2 separate regions of the Homo sapiens genome follow, and region 2 is linked to region 1. Evidence: chromatin loops called from intact Hi-C (ENCODE). Cell type or tissue: sigmoid colon. All regions are shown on one strand.

Region 1 (8,000 bases):
GTCCATTTAATGTGGTGGGAGAAATGAAGGCCAGTGAAGATTGGAGAGAAGTGGGGAGAAAGGATACGCTGAAATTTAAGTTGAATTTAGTAAACAATTTGTATTTGAAGATACATATTTACCCACTTAAAACCAAGCATTGAAATGATGGTCATTTAAGCATTCTTCTCAGAAAACTACCTACCTAGGTGTTTCTCATACAAATCTGCTCTGGAGCCAATAATGACATTTAATAAAGTCTTGCTAATTACGTTCTCTAACGAATTGTGAGACTGCTTAATCCACAGTGCAGAGATTTGTATAGTCAATAACTGCGTTAAATAGCCTCAGTTACTTACATACGGTGTCTATTGGTGTTAATTGTATCCATTAACCCAGACAGAATTGTTTTAAATTTCTGCAAGATGGTTAATGTGCTGATTCCTCTGAGGCCACTAACCACATTTTTCCTTTGGCCACATTCATAATTGGGGCTTAATAAAGCTTCTTAATCTGAATTTAGCCTCTGGATAAACGACCAAGAAGTCTAAAATTCTTCCTCATGTGGAATACTTCATAATATGCTTGAATTGAAACTCAAAATTAACCCTATTGGTGTTTCCCCATTTCTTTGATTTAGGATCTTTAAGATGAGAGCATCCTTCAATGATTAGGAGAACTACAAGATGGAAATAAAGACTGTATTACTTACAGGTCCTTGGGCGGGACATGGCATGCCTAGAGGCCACACAGGGAGGTCAGACAGCACAGGCAGGGAGAGAAAAAAGAGACCCATGGGCCAATGCCTTTATTGGGTATTGGGCATTATCCAAACAGGTTTCCTGCACGGAGTTTTAATTGGGTTTAAACCAAGCAGGCACAAGTTCCAGGTCACACAATAACTGATACATGGTCACTATGGCAGATCTGCACAGTCTCTGTGGGGTGTAAGAGTGAGTGGGGCCAGTCAAGCAGGCTGCATCTAGCTGTCCCATGGGGAAGTGGTCACTAGGGAGCAGTTGTATAAGGCAGATATCTGGATGGGGCACATTGAGGAACTCGGCAGGGAGTTGGACTGGAAATAGTGTCAGGAATGACTGAGCCCTGCTTCTGGTATGAGAAAGTCTAATGTATTTAAAATGGATGCCAAGGCAACACAAAATTAATACATAATTGTATAAACATAAACATAAATTTTGTTGGGTATAGTGAATTAAGCATTCAGTTTACCCAACAAAAAATTGACTGAAAGAGGGGGCCAGACACAGTGGCTCACACCTGTAATTCCAGGGCTTTGGGAGGCTGAGGCAGGAGGCTCACATGAGGCCAGGAGTTGGAGACCAGCCTGGGCAACAGAGAGAGATCCTGTCTCTAAAATAATACTTTTTTTAAAAAAGTTGGCAGAAAGATATACTAAATAAAAATACATAGGCTTGTATCCTTCAAATGCCCTTAAAGAAAGATATTTATCATTGGAATTTAGTAGTTCCAGGAGCCAAGGTCTTCCTCAGCTGAACAAGTCACCCCCATCTACCTGGTCGACTGGGCTTGAAATGTCCCTATATTTGGCCCTTTACTTTCAGGGGCACCTACTGTTAATATTCTCAAGGGCACTATCTTACTTCTTATGGTGCATTTCAAAGGTTGTGGTTGATTTGTTTGGGTCCAAAAATAGTATAGTCCAATAATCTGATCAGTAGCCAGACATAACATCACAATTGAAGTTGTATTTACTATATTTTGTTGCACACTAGGTCTTAGGGAGATATCAAGCTGGGTAACAGTTGATAGAACAAGTTAGAATATAATTTGCCCAATATATGTCTGCAGACGTTTTGGAAGCCTGGGAAATGCAATGAAGAACTCTCGTCCTGTATGCTTCTGGCGGTGTCATATAGAGGATCACTTGCTCACCAAAATCGCCTTAAAAGGATGCATTAAATCCTTAAATCACTATCCTGTGATGATATCAATCAACATGGTTTTATCACTAATGATAGTGATAGACAGTAGCCTGGGCAATGAGGGTGCCACAAGTAAACCTGACATCCCCTGTCGTAAACGCTACAGCCAACTTCATTTGAAAATCTCATTTAGAACACACTTTTGGCACGTTTCTTTCTCTTCTAGGACACACAGCTTTTTAAAAAATACAAAAATAGGCTGAGCACAGTGGTTCATGCCTGTAATCCTAACACTTTGGGAGACCAAGGCAGGTGGATCACCTGAGGTCAGGAATTCAAGACCAGCCTGGCCAACAAGGTGAAACCATGTCTCCATTAAAAAAATACAAAAATTACCTGGGTGTGGTGGTGCATGCCTGTAATTCCAGCTACTCAGGAGGCTGAGGCTGGAGAATCGCTTGAACCCAGGAGACAGAGGTTACAGTGAGCCGAGATAACGCCATTGAACTCCAGCCTGGGGGACAGAGCAGGAATCCATCTCAAAATAATAATAATAATACAAAAATAATACATGTTCATTGCAGACAATTTGAGAAAGAGAAGCATAAAGAGAAAATAATCTAAAATCTCACTGTAAGATAATGAACATTTCCTTCCAATCTCTTAAAAACGCAGTTACATATTACATGTATATTTTGTTCTGTGTTCTTTTATGTGATGGTCAGTCAGATGTGGCCACAAGAGGACACAGGAGAGGCTCAGGAAAAAAACAGTTTATTGTATTCACAGATTCTGGAAACAGGAAGTGTGGCACTCCTGCAGGGTCACATGGGGAAGCCACATGGGATGATCAAGGGGCAGAAAGCAGGGGCAAGGGGAAAGTCTAGGCCAGAGGTTACAGGGGTTTCCTGGGAAGGGCAGGCTGAACTGTTTAGAACTGGCTAGTTTGAATAATTTTGGTGGGCTCTAAACTATAGGAGTGGTCCCTGGTTGCCCAGTACCTGGCCCTGGGGTGACTAAAGCCAAGGAATACTGTCTCCTGGGAAGTATAGGCCAGATGAAGGAGGTGTGGCTCTGGAGTGGCTAGTTGGCATATCAAAGACATGCTCCCAGCTGAGTCCTTTGCTTTCCCTAAGAATTGGCTAGCCCCAGAGAGTAGCCTGTCTCCAGCCCAGAAGGATTTTTTGTTTGAATCTCCTCTGTTGTTTTTTTTTAATAGGACAAGAACTTGTTTATTTTATTTATTTATTTATTTTTGCCAAATAAAGCAATTGGACAGCGTTCCTTCCTCTTTTCTTTTTTAAAAAAAAAATTCCATAGGTTTTTGGGGAACCGGTGGTATTTGGTTACTTGTTTTGTTGTTGTTGTTGTTTTTTTTTTTTTTTTTTTTTTTTTGAGACAGAGTCTCACTCTGTCGCCCAGGCTGGAGTGCAGTGGCGCGATCTCGGCTCACTGCAACCTCCGCCTTCTGGGTTTGAGCGATTCTCCTGCCTCAGTCTCCCAAGCAGCTGGGATTACAGGCACACGTCACCACGCCCGGCTTATTTTTGTATTTTTATTAGAGACGGGGTTTCCCCATGTTGGCCAGGCTGGTCTCGAACTCCTGACCTCAGGTGATCCATCCGCCTCGGTCCCCCAAAGTGCTGGGATTACAAGCGTGAGCCACCTCGCCCAGTTGAGTAAGTTCTTAAGTGATGATTTGTGAGATTTTGGTGCACTCATCACTCAAGCAGTATACATTATACCCAATTTGTAGCCTTTTATCCCTCACCCTTCCCACCCTTTCCCCCGGAGTCCCCACAGTCCATTGTATCATTCTTATGGGTTTTTAAGAAGTCAAAACATCACGATATACAGACAATAAAATGTATACAAGATATATTTTATTGTATATATATATATATATATATATATTTTTTTTTTTTTTTTTTTTTTTTTTAATGCATATTTCATTCTTCTGAGCCCCATCCCGAGTCTTCCACTTCAAAGTCAGTGTGGGCCCTTTGGGAGTCCCTTCTTATTTCTGTCCCCAGAGCATGTCTCAAGCCACCTTAGGGGAAGAGGGATGTCCCTCCGTGTTCAGGTGAGGGGCTGCTGTCGTTCAGTGAATGTAGGACGGGAGGCCAGCCTCCCCACCGGCCCTTTTGCTGAAGCAGGCATACACGGCGCCCCCAAAGAGGATGGAAAGTCCTTTAATCAATCCCCCAGGGGCTGTCAGGAAGCTGAATCGGGGAGGTGGCAGGAGCTGATCAGCCGTGTCCCTGACTTACTGAACTTGTACCGCACTGCTCTCTCCTTCTGTACTATGGCCCTGAGGTGCCCAGGCCCCACAGCTGACTCAATTAATCTGAAGTGGGGTGGAGCCATCTATGTTTCTTTTAGGGATTCAGGTGACTCTAATGTGCGAGTGTGAAACACTGGCTAAGCCCTCAGCGCTGTGCTAGGCAGCCCTCGCTTATACCCTACTTATTCCCACTTCTGCCTTCTCCCCTTAGTGTCCCCAACCTCTTCCTTTCCCTTGGGCACACTACCACTCGCTCCTGCAGAAATAGCTCACGACGACGTGCTCCTCAATTCCACGACCTGTGGATTCTCCGTGGCCACTGGCCTCGCAGTTTCTGTTGACGCCATCAGGGGCAGCAGCGAGCGCGGTCTCAGTGAAGGAGGCCTCTAGCTTGCGGCGGGGAGTTGAGCTGGAAAGGGTCTGGATAAGGGTGAGCTCTGATGCTGTTTTCTCCAAAATAGGGTCTGAAAGTATATACCTGAGCTTTGTGAGGATTCACTTATTCCTCCCTGAGTTGTATCACAGTTTCTCTGTTTTGACTTAGGAAAACTGATAAACCTATGTGACTTTCTTTGCTTCTCTCAAATACCTGGGTGGGAGATGGTGGAGGACAGTCCACAGCAAACTCAAGTGAATCCATTACTTTTCATTCTCACCAAAGGTCTGGAGCTGTATCTGGTCTCTGGTTTTGGCCTATAGACACTGCCCTTTTGATCTGAGGGTGAAAAGGGGATTCAATCTAAGAGTATTTCATTTCCTAAACAATCTGGAAGAGATGTATTAGTTTAAAAATCACTCATTGTTTGAGCAAACACTTTCCACATATATTCTATGCATTCTCTCTTTCTCTGCATATGCCATGCCTTCTTTCACTTCCATTATATTGGGAAAATTTCCCCCATGTCATTAAATGTTTTTGGAAAAGATGATTGTGCATGATGATACCTATTTTGCAAATTTTATGTACCATAGTTTTTTAACCATTTCTCTGTTGCCGGACATTTAGTTTGTTTATGATTTTCACTCTTATCAACAACTGATATAAATTTTCTCATATATAAATCTTTGGCCCTCTCACATATCATTTACCATGAACATTGGGAGTACCGTATTTTATCCTTTTGGAGTCCTCTCGGTGTTAAGAACAGAAGTGGTTTCACACGTGGCACTTAATTAACGCTTGTTAACTTCACTCATGGCCTAGATCAACTTGCATTGGCGCCCTATAAAACCTGTCTCTTTAATATTAAGCCATATGAAATCACAAGAGTATGCCAAATCCAATTAGCATCTATCACGACCTATCCACTCTATAAACAGGCATTTCATGTTTCTGTTACATTCAACTTCTGAAATGCTATAAGCAGAATCTATTAAGGCAAACAATGAAAACACAAGTAATAATTTCTTAAAAAACACTTTGCAATGCCTGCATCATACATATTAATTTATAGCTGCAGCAACAGAATCTCATATTCAGATGGTGTCCTTTCAAAAGGAACTGTGTAACAAATCCCAGGCAGTACTTAGCTTAACTTACCTTCCTGGTGATTTATATGATGCACATCATTGTGTGCATAAAGTCCAAATTTCATGACACAGACACATACAATTACATGGATGACAGTAATATGCCAATGAATGATATAAACATCAACTGTTAATTCACTAAGAGAAATAGAAAGTCAAGGCAAAAGAGACTACGTCCCAAAACTACCTGACTACTGCCTTTAGGCAAAAGATCTTTTGGAAATCAGCTTTTAAAGACTTTAGTTTTACCACTGCCCTGAAGCAGGCTGAACCTAAAATGGGACTTTACTATCTGCCCAACCCTGGGCCCAGAGTTACTCATGGAATACAGGTGACTTCACCAAGATTCAGGTGAATCCATTACTTCTTATTCCCACAAAACGTCTAGAGCTGAGTCTAGTCTCTGGTTTTGGCCTATTGACACTGACATTTTGATCTGAGGGTGAAAAGGGATTCAACCTAAGAGTATTTCATGTCTTAATCTAGAAGAGAGGTATTAGTTTAAAAGTCATTCATTGAGGAAACACTTTCCACATATTTTCCATGCATTCATTCTCTGTGTGTGTGTGTGTGTGGTGTGTGTGTGTGTAGACTACCTTTTAGGATTTTACTCTATGTTATATAACTTTACTTTGCAACTTTTACTTTCCCGAAAGTGCCTGGATAAGTAATGTGTAAAGTGTAAGGCAAAGTTGTTTCTGTTCTATCTTGAGCAGTTCATAAAATAACCTTCAGGTCACCTTCCCTGTGATCTGCAGATTGGCTTGGTGCGTACTCTAGAGGTGCCAATCATTCTTTCTCCGCTTACTCCTCTCTGTGAGAGGACTCACGGCACTGGAAGAGGCAGTCCAATCACCATGTGATATCTGCTCCTTAACTTGGCCACAGCAGATCAGAAGCCAGAGCCAAAGATGAGTCATTAGATTTTCTGCCAGGAGGAGTTGGAATTGTGACTTAGTGACTGAGTCTGTTAGCTGCATGGGTTTCTCTTTCTTCTGTTTCTCAAATAGCCTCAAGCCCTTCAGCCTCCTGGGTGATGTCTTCCTTGAATATCCGAATAAAATGTCTTAAGTCCTGCAGTGGAGACAAATGCTATGTGTTAAACTCAATTTCATTTCTTCTTCCTCTTCCTGGGCACACAGGAAGACCACATTTCTGAGCTTCCCTTGCAGTTAAGTTGTGCCATGGCTGTCGGGTGCTAAGCAGAGAGGCAATGGCCAGGAAGAAGAGGCAGGAGTCTCTTCTTGTGCAAGAGTTGACAATTAAAGAGGAGAAGAGTAGAATGGTGTTGGTAAGGTCAGATGGAGGCTTTCCCTTCCAAGGAAGTCTTGTGCATATGATGGAGCAGAGAAGTGGGCCACTGGTGCTAAAGAGAGGAAATGTGGTAGAAATGGATGGGTTGAAGGGTGAGCTTGAAACAATATGGGCATGTCAAGGCAGGGACAAGGAGTTACTGAGGAAGCTTATCCAGAGGCCTCAGCCTTCTCCCTGGAGTCAGAACCACCTGCTGAGGGCAGTGGAGGAGAAAGAGTGGGAAGAGAGAAGCTCTGAAACTGCCCTCTGGGCAAGTTCGTGGAGCTGGACAGCATGGATTTGTAGTAAGCCAGACATGAATGGTTTTGTGCCAAACCCGCGGAATTTGGTGTGTGATCTGGGAGAAGGACCAGAGAAGGCTGTCTGTGGGAATTACCAGAAGTCAGAAGCCTATGTTAGCATAACATTATCACTTGCCTAAAGAACAGATGATAGGGAGAAAAATGTTATTCTTCTAGGCCCATATTTATTCACTATTTCTTCCTACTAATAATACCCCAGTGTCTTTAAGTACTAAAACGTTCCATTTCTACAGAATGTTTTCTCTCATCTGTAAGAATAAAAAGGATGTTCATTTTTTTAAAACATTAGGTACTCATTACTAAACAGGACAAAAATCAATCTTTTTTTATTTTTTAAGACCCAAAACAATAGTTAACTACTATTTGAGCTGGGGATCTATTGTCTAGAAAAGTAATAATTATTAAGTAATTCAAAAAATAAATATAAAAGTAACAGGTTCATTTTTGAAAATTTGTTCAGCACAAAAGAGTTTTAAAAAGAAAAAAAATCCATAATCACATCATCCAGAGCAAAACATTTAAAATATTTTGGTGTCTTAAAAAATTAGTGTCATTCCAGATAAAGTTTTGTACTCAGTATTTTTCACACATTATTTTATAAATATTTTCCTAACTCATCAAATGAGCTTTAAAATATAAATTTGCTGACTATAATATATAGTACCAATTTTTTTGAAGTTTATGCCT
Region 2 (8,000 bases), 71 kb before region 1:
GGCTGCAGTGAGCCGAGATCATGCCACGGCACTCCAGCCTGGGTGACAGAGTGAGACTCTGTCTCAAAAACACAATAAAAAATAAAAATGAAGACAGTAACGGTTACTTCTCTCAGAGCCACTGGAAGGGATTAAATAAGACCCTGCATGACATAATCATGTGATTATTAAGTGCCGGCTGCCAAGCTAAACACTTTATATTGTCTCAATCCTCCCAGCGATACGGAGGTACTATTATAAGTCCTCACTTTATAGATGTGCAAGTTTGGACATCCAGAGGAGCATGTTGTAGGTCACCCAGCTAGAGAGGTACAGGTAGAGGAAATGGACCCAGGCCAGGGTTTGCCTGGCTGCCAAAGGATGCTGCTGCCCTAACTCCCAGGAGGGCCCCCACATGCACCAGCCCCTCCCGGCTTAGGCTCCTGTGACTCCCCTCCCCCTGACAGGAAGCCTTGCCACCTTGCTGTCCCCACCCCTGGGGGATATCGCTCAGGGATGAAAGGGTTCTGGGGCTGCAGGCTGTTGTTGGAATAAATGAGCTCGTGTGTGTCGCGCCTTTCTCTCGTTGAGAGAGCATCACCCTGTGCATTCTCGATGAGCTAACCTGACCTATAGCAGTATTAGATCCGCGTTTAATGGACAGCCGTGTGCTGCAGAGAATGAACAGTCAGTAAAGGCCTGTTGACTGTCAGCAGGCTCGGCTTGGCTCAGCTCCAGCCCAGGCCTGGGGTCTGTGCCAAGCCCAGAGAAAGGTATAGCTCAAGCCCCTAGCTTGGGTGGATCTGGTGGTGCTGTGTCTGCACACGGGGTGCCAAGGGCTCTGTCATATTTAGCCCTTTGAATATCAGCCCCAGAGCCAATGTCGCAGACATCTGCTTTAAATGGGGACTCCCTTCCTTTAGGGTAGAGAGAAACCTTAGAGGCCAGAGTCACACCGTCCTTCTTCTCTGGGATGGCCCCCATCCCTTGTCATTTCAGATGCAGCATAGTATAGTGATGGAAGCACTGCCTGGGTTCCAAATCTGAGTCTACCCCCACCCAGCTGTGTGACCATGAGCACCTCATGCAAACACTCTATGCCTCAGTTTCCTCATCTGTGAAATGGGGATGATAATGTTCCTTTCCTCATGAGTATTGTGAGAAGTAAACGAATTAATATATGGCACATTGCCATGCACGTAGTAAGTACAGAAGAGTGTTTCTATGATCGTCTCGCATCCATACCTGTCGTAAATTAGTGTCCACTTTTGGCTGTGAGTGCCATGAGGGCAGGGGATGGCCTGTCTTCTTCATTGCTGTGTCCCAAGGAAAGTTCTCAGGAAATATTTGCTGAATACATGAAGGATGCATGAGCAAACACATACGTGATCGCTCCCAACGTGCCTGGGGGAGGCAGGGGCAGGGTCTGTGAATGCTGCTCATCCACGGAGGGCTTCACAGGCCCAGAATTTACCTTAGATTCGAAGACGAAGGAATCATCTGGTACTATCTTAGTTTCCTATTGCTGCTGTAACAAATTACTGCAAACTTAATGGTTTCAAACAATACACATTTATATCTTATGGTTCTGGGGCTCAGAAATCTGATGTGGATCTCACTGGCTAAAATCAAATCAAGGGGATTATTGCTTCGGGGGCCACCTTCATTCCTTGGCTCATGACATGCTTCCATCCTCAGAGCCGGCAATGGCCAGTCAAGTCCTTCTTGCATCTTATCACTGAATCCCCTGCCTCCCTCTTCCACGTTTAAGGGACCCTTGTGATTACAGATTACACAGGACCCACCCACATAATCCAGGCTAATCTTTTTATTTTGTGGTCAGATGATTAGTAGCCTTAATTCCATCTGCTACCTTGATTCCCCCTTGCCATGTAACATAACGTATTCACAGCTTCTGCAGGTTAGGATGTGGACATCTTGGATGCAGGAAGAGCGGGAGGTTATTCTTCCAACCACAGGGATTTTCAGTTAGTCAGGAAGATGGGAAAGTGAATGAAGGAATTCTCCATTTAGCTGCCCCAAAACCATTTTGAGAGGGAAAGGACTTAGACCAGCGCTTCCTTCAGTAGGTCTTCATGGTATCTCTTTCTGAATTGCATGGCTCCAGGCTTCAGGGATTTTTTTAGTCATTTTCCGGGGATGGTCATAAGTGCCAGCAAGACAAGCCTCAATAAAGGCCAATAGGCTGGGCGCTGTGGCTCACACCTGTAATCCCAGCACTTTGGGAGGCCGAGGCAGGGGGATCATGAGGTCAGGAGTTCGAGACCAGCCTAGCAAATATAGTGAAACCCCGTCTTTACTAAAAATACAAAAATTAGATGGTGTGGTGGTAGGCGCCTGTAGTCCCAGCTACTCTCGAGTCTGAGGCAGGAGAATCACTTGAACTTGGGAGGCGGAGGTTGCAGTGAGCCGATATCACGCCACTGCACTCCAGCCTGGGTGACAGAGTGAGACTCTGCCTCAAAACAAACAACAACAACAACAGCAACAAATTCGCTGGGCAAGGTGGTGGGCGCCTGTAATCCCAGCTACTTGGGAGGCTGAGGCAGGAGAATCGCTTGAACCCAGGAGGCATAGGTTGCAGTGAGCCAAGATTGTGCCACTGCACTCCAGCCTGGGCGACAGAGCAAGACTCTGTCTCAAAATAAATTAATTAATTAAATTAATAAATAAAAGTAAAAGACAATAGGGCAGTAGCCCAGATGCAGAATCAGGACTTGTTCATGGAGCCCCTCCCACGTGCCAGCGTTGGTTGCATTCAGCAGCGGCCCCACTCCTGGGCCCATCTTTATTGAGCACTTACTATGCGAAAGGTACTTTGCCAAGCATGAGATGCCCATTCCCTCACTAAATTCTCATGACAGTCCCTTGAAGTAGTTTCAGTTGTCAGCCCCATTTGACAGATGAGACAGCTGTGGTACAGAGGGGTTTTGTGACTTGCCTGAAGCCACACAGTCTGTCAGTGGCAGAAGTGGGATTTGAACCCAGGGAGTTGGACTCCAGAATCTTCTCTCTTTCCTGGCTTGACCTCCTACTTCTCTACCATTCACGCACATTGTTCCATTGCAGCTGCACAACCACCAGGTGAGGACGGAATTTCGTTTGAATCCCTACTGCTTAGATACGGAGACTGAGGCTGACAAGGATTGTGTGGCCAGCCCAGTGTCACTCAGCTGTTCAGTGAGCTGCCTGGGCTCTTTCTCCACATCACACTGCCTTCCGTGTGTTACTAATGAAGAATGAATTTCTAGAAAATGAATATTTTCAAAACACTCCCTGCCACCTGCAGTCCCTTTGAGGAGTGGCGATTGTTTGTAGTTCCCCAGGCCCCCCATAGAGGTAAGCAATCACTCCTACTTTAGAACTGAAATTGGGGGCGTCTCCTCCCTGCCACCCAGGACTGTCATTTAGCCAGCCAGCCTGAAGACTGCAGCAAGCAGGCAGATGCAATGCTTGCGAGAGTAAACTTGGCCAGTCTCCCAGGAACTCCTTAATGAAAAATTTCATTCCGGTGGACGAGAGTGGAGTCGACACAGTCCTCATTACTGCCCAGGTCTAAATTAAACAAGACAAGGGAGGTTCTTGAGGAGCAAGGCAGAAGTTACTGAAGGCTTGAACAGTAAATTGCAGGAAAGGAGCTTCTGTCGGGGAAGGTTCTCCGACTTTCCAGGGTGCATGGAACCCCAATGCATTTCTCCTTTGGAGGATCAACGGCCACTTAGGTTGAGGGTACAGAATGGGGCACAGTAAACCCAGCCTCCTCATCCTTCCCTCTCTTGCTGGGTGAGGGCTGGGCTGCAGGCGCGGCCCCCAGGACTCTGCCTTGGTGGCTATGGTTCCAGAATGGTGACGCCCGGAAGCAGACACTCCGCAACGTACTGTCTTCTAGGCTGACAGCTCTTGCCTCCCCAGCTTGAATACATGCTCAGTGGGCCAGGGTTGAGTTCTGGAGTCCCCATGTCCCTTTGTAGTGACACCAGCATCTCTTTCTAGATAAGGGGCTTGCATAAAGAAATGCCATGTTGGCTTACAAGTAGGAAATCATGTTCTTTCCCATCAATTGGATTTCTAGGTGACCACCTGAGATCCGAAGTTCTGGAAGTCAACACACCATCCACCCACGCTCCCCTTGCCCACTTCACTCTGTCTCTCTCGTGCACAGGTGCACGCACACAGGGCTCAGGCTGCAGTCCGACAGAAACATAGGCTTCCTGCCATTAATTGGAGGGCCCTGACTGCAGACACAGCATAACTATCTATTCATAGTCTTTTTTTAATTCTAAGAAATGCTGCTCTAGCTATTACCTACTTCAGGGCAAATGACTGGCTGGCGTTATCAGCATTTTTCAAGTTATAAACACCCCCTCTTAGCTGGGACCCCTCTTTATTTTCAGTGTTCTTCAGAATGAGGAGTTGGGGCATGGCCAGCCGGCCCTGGCTGTGGCATGGAGGATGGACTGGCCCTGGGCACTCAGGGAGGGGTGGCGGGGGCTGCACCCCATGGCCAGGGGACAGTTACAGGCACCACTGTCCCCAGATGCCCCAGGGAACACTGTGTCCCAGCTGCTTCTACGTAACAATCCAGGCCATGGCTTTCCTTGTCTTGCACCCATTTCCTGGAGGAAAAGCGGGAATGGTTTAGGAATGGGTCCCTGCTCCGTGGCTCCTGAGAAGAATTCCCTCTCTCCAGACTAACGCTGGTGTCCAGGCACTTTTCCGCCTTTAGATCCAAAGCTATGGAGGGGCTTGTAAACATGTTGCTTTTTGTAAATTGAATAAGTGGACTTGTCTAGTTTCGTAAACATTGCTGGCGGCATCCGGAGCCCCAAGAAGCACGCTTCCTCCTGAAACACTGCCCTGCAGGCAGGACAGCTCCCCGACTCTGGCATCAGCTGCCATGTCTTGAGAGTCTACTGTGTGCCAAGCATTTTACCTGCAGAGTCTAATTTTATCCTCAATCTTATGCAGTGGGTACCAGGATTTTCCCTTTTTACAGATGAAGAAACTGGAATTGAGGAAGGCCGAGTTGCTCCCCACAGCCTCACGATCGTGAGAGGCAGGGCTGGGACTCATGGCGTCCAAGGCGTTTGGTGCTGTGTCTCTCCCTGAGGGCTGCGTGCAGCCTCCCCTTCCAGACCCCGCACGGTATTTCCTCATCCAGGAAGACAGGACCTAGGGCTGGACGGCAGCTACACTCATGTCATGCGCTGGGAGGGTCTCCCGGGGTCTCCCCAGGACCACGGCCACCTACCACCCCTGTCCCCTGAAGATAAATGATCGCAGCTGCAAATTTCAAACAGTGTGACGTGCTGCGGTCGGCAGCCAAGACAAAAAACCCACAGACGTTTGGCCTTTGAGGCAGAGGAACACCACGAGCTTTCTGTTGCTTTTCTTTTGATCTGCTGTTTGATTTTAAAAAGGGGAAAAAAAAAATGGAGAGGATCAGTGAGTAGAAATCTAATTTGAAAAAAAAACAAAACAAGTTCACAAAAACAGGAAATGTCGTCTACCGTGGACCAGTCGCTGCTGCTTTGGGACTTTTAAAATGACAGCACGTCTTATAGACGCCGTTCACCTCTCCTAGTGAGCCTGGAATTCTGGGGCTCAGAGGAGCAAGGTTGAGAGGTCGTGGATGTAGGAAGGGCGGAGAAACCATCTCATGTGCCCCGCAGCGTTTGCTCCAGGGCCGGGGCTGGTCCTCGGCTAAGCTGGCTTCCTTGGTTTTTCTAAAGGAAGACTCATGACTTCCCTGAGAAATGTTTGCTTACAAAAGACTGAAACCCACCCTGTGGTGCTGAAACCAAGGGGAATTTAATGCAAGAGCAAACCCTAAAGCCAGAAGCTGGGTTTGGGCCTGGCCCCATCCCCATCCCCATCTCATCAGGCATCACAGATTTAAGGAGTAGGGCTGTGGGTCCCTGGTGCTCTCTGAGCCCTTAAGTCTCTGGTGGGGCTTATCTCTGTGTCTCTCTTTCTCTCCCACACAGATACAGACACACACAGCCACACACACACCAGAGCTACCTCAGAATGGTGCCTTCAGCATAGAGCCTTTAATCCCACATGGGTCCAGGGCCCCACTGGCTCACTGTCTCTGACCGTCTGTGCCACCTTTATGGGAAAGAGAGTCAGATCGGTTCATGTATCTCTGTGCCTCAGCTTCCTCTTCTGCAAAATAGGAATGCTAATGGTATTTCTATCCCGGAATGTCTGTGAAGGTGCCATGGGTTAGACAGTGTGCTCAACTCATTCAAACTCAGGCAAGTGTACCCCTGCGCCTGATAGAGAATGAGTGCTCAAAATGGGGTGTGACTACTGTCCTTCCTATTGTACAGCGTCCCTGGTATAAGGAGTTACGTGAACAAACGTTTTCAGAGCCACCTCAAAGAGAACACAACCAGCATAGAAAAAAAAATAGATCGTTTCACTGAAAGAACCACTATAAATACTCCATGATAAGTCAGATTTCTGGAAGATATTGTATAATTTTCAAAGCACTGCCACATACATGGCTCAGGCGATTCCCCCAATATTCTGAGATATTACTGAGACTAATAAACAAGGAAATAAGAAGTTAAGGTATTGCCTGAGGTTGCACTGTCTGCAAGTGATGGAGTTTAAACTCAGATCCACGTCCCACCTCTAAATTCTCTGTGGGTTTGTTGTTGTTTGCCTGTTTGGTTTTGGGGGGTTTTTTTGAGACAGGGTCTTGCTCTGTCACCCAAGCTGGCGTGCAGTGATGCAGTCATAGCTCACTGCAGCCTGGACCTCCCAGGCTCAAACCATCCGCTCCCCTCAGTCCCTGGAGTAGCTGGGACTACTGGCGCATACTACCACACTCAGCTAAGTGTGTGTGTGTGTGTGTGTGTGTGTGTGTGTGTATGAGATTTTACCATTGTTGCCTGGGCTGGTCTTGAATTCCTGGGCTAAGCCATCTGCCCGCCTTAGCCTCCCAAAGTGCTGGAATTACAGATGCGAGCCACTGTGCCTGGCCAATTTGGTGTGTTTTTAACTTCATCAGAGGTAAAAGTTTTCATAATCCATCATATTTCTCTTTATACCTTGGCTACTGGGAAGCACAAACTAAGTGTGATGCCCAAACTCAGCACTGCCCTAACCGTGGTTTTTAGTATATTTTGTATATTGACTGAACTGCAGTACTTAGATGAGGTAGATTGGTTTTCTGAAACACAGTGTAAGTGCCTCTGTAAAGTGGATGAATTGTGCCTTTGCAGACGTTCAAAAATGGTGAGGATGAGTTTTATTTCTAACACGTCATCGTTTCTGCTTGTGGAAGAGGACGGGCTATGGTGGACGTAGCCTGGCACCTGTTCCTTCCTGTGATCTGGTTCTCTCTTCCAGCCTTGCTGTCTGGAGTCGTTGCTGGAAAGAGTGTCCAAAGAAAACAAGGCCCCATCCCCCTGCAGGTCATCTTTCTGTTTCCTGCTGATACCTGGGGGGAGGTGAGGGGAGACTTTCTCAAAGGCCCTGGCAGTGAAACATCATCAAAGTGAGCCAAGACCTTTGTGAGGCTGAGATGGGGATCACACCTTTCCAGAACGCTCATAAGTGTCACTTCCTAAGGATTTCAAACCTGCACAGACAAACCCACGTGTCCTACGGGAAGGCTGCTCTGTGTCTAGGGGAAGGCTAATGACTTTCTTGGCCTTTGTCCCTCAGTTCTCAGGGGGGTGGTGCTGGCGTGCCCTGTCAGACCCACTTACCCCAGACAGGAGCCTGACATGCCTGGCTGAGTCCTGCCTCAGGACTGAGGCCCTGTGGCTCAGTTTTTTGATCTGTGGTGTGAGCGTAGTATCACCTCCCCTGGGAGTCATGATAGCAGTCAGCAGTATTAACAACAATGACAACAACGGCAGCTGGGCCCCTCAAGGACTGTATTTAATACTCACGATATCCCTAATACAGCTGTGAGCCCTTTGTTTTAACTCATTCCTGTCTTAAAATCGCTGATGAGAAAACAGAGAGGCTGCCGACTTGCC

Evidence for each region. Hi-C counts contacts between places; a loop is a spot of excess contacts. Peaks named below come from ENCODE experiments on the same cell type or tissue, not always from the same donor. Only the 100,000 strongest peaks of a DNase experiment are listed, where the experiment ranks them.
Region 2: a loop joins it to region 1, with 1.9 times the contacts of the local background. A loop is called at or near these places in 2 of 110 quality-filtered maps.

The regions. Positions count from the first base shown.
Region 1 is chr12:104,786,209-104,794,208 of GRCh38, forward strand. No RefSeq gene overlaps it. Among named protein-coding and RNA genes, the nearest start is that of SLC41A2, 170 kb to the right of the region's middle. In sigmoid colon, a CTCF peak has its summit at 4,488; DNase peaks (open chromatin) are centred at 4,533 and 6,553.
Region 2 is chr12:104,715,309-104,723,308 of GRCh38, forward strand. All of the region lies in intron 2 of CHST11 (carbohydrate sulfotransferase 11), which reads left to right. Among named protein-coding and RNA genes, the nearest start is that of MIR3922, 130 kb to the left of the region's middle. RefSeq lists enhancers at 5,050-5,139, 5,198-5,826, 5,800-5,849, 7,791-8,000. In sigmoid colon, no CTCF peak of the experiment used is centred here; DNase peaks (open chromatin) are centred at 3,473 and 5,191; H3K4me3 peaks cover 796 bases; H3K27ac peaks cover 1,916 bases.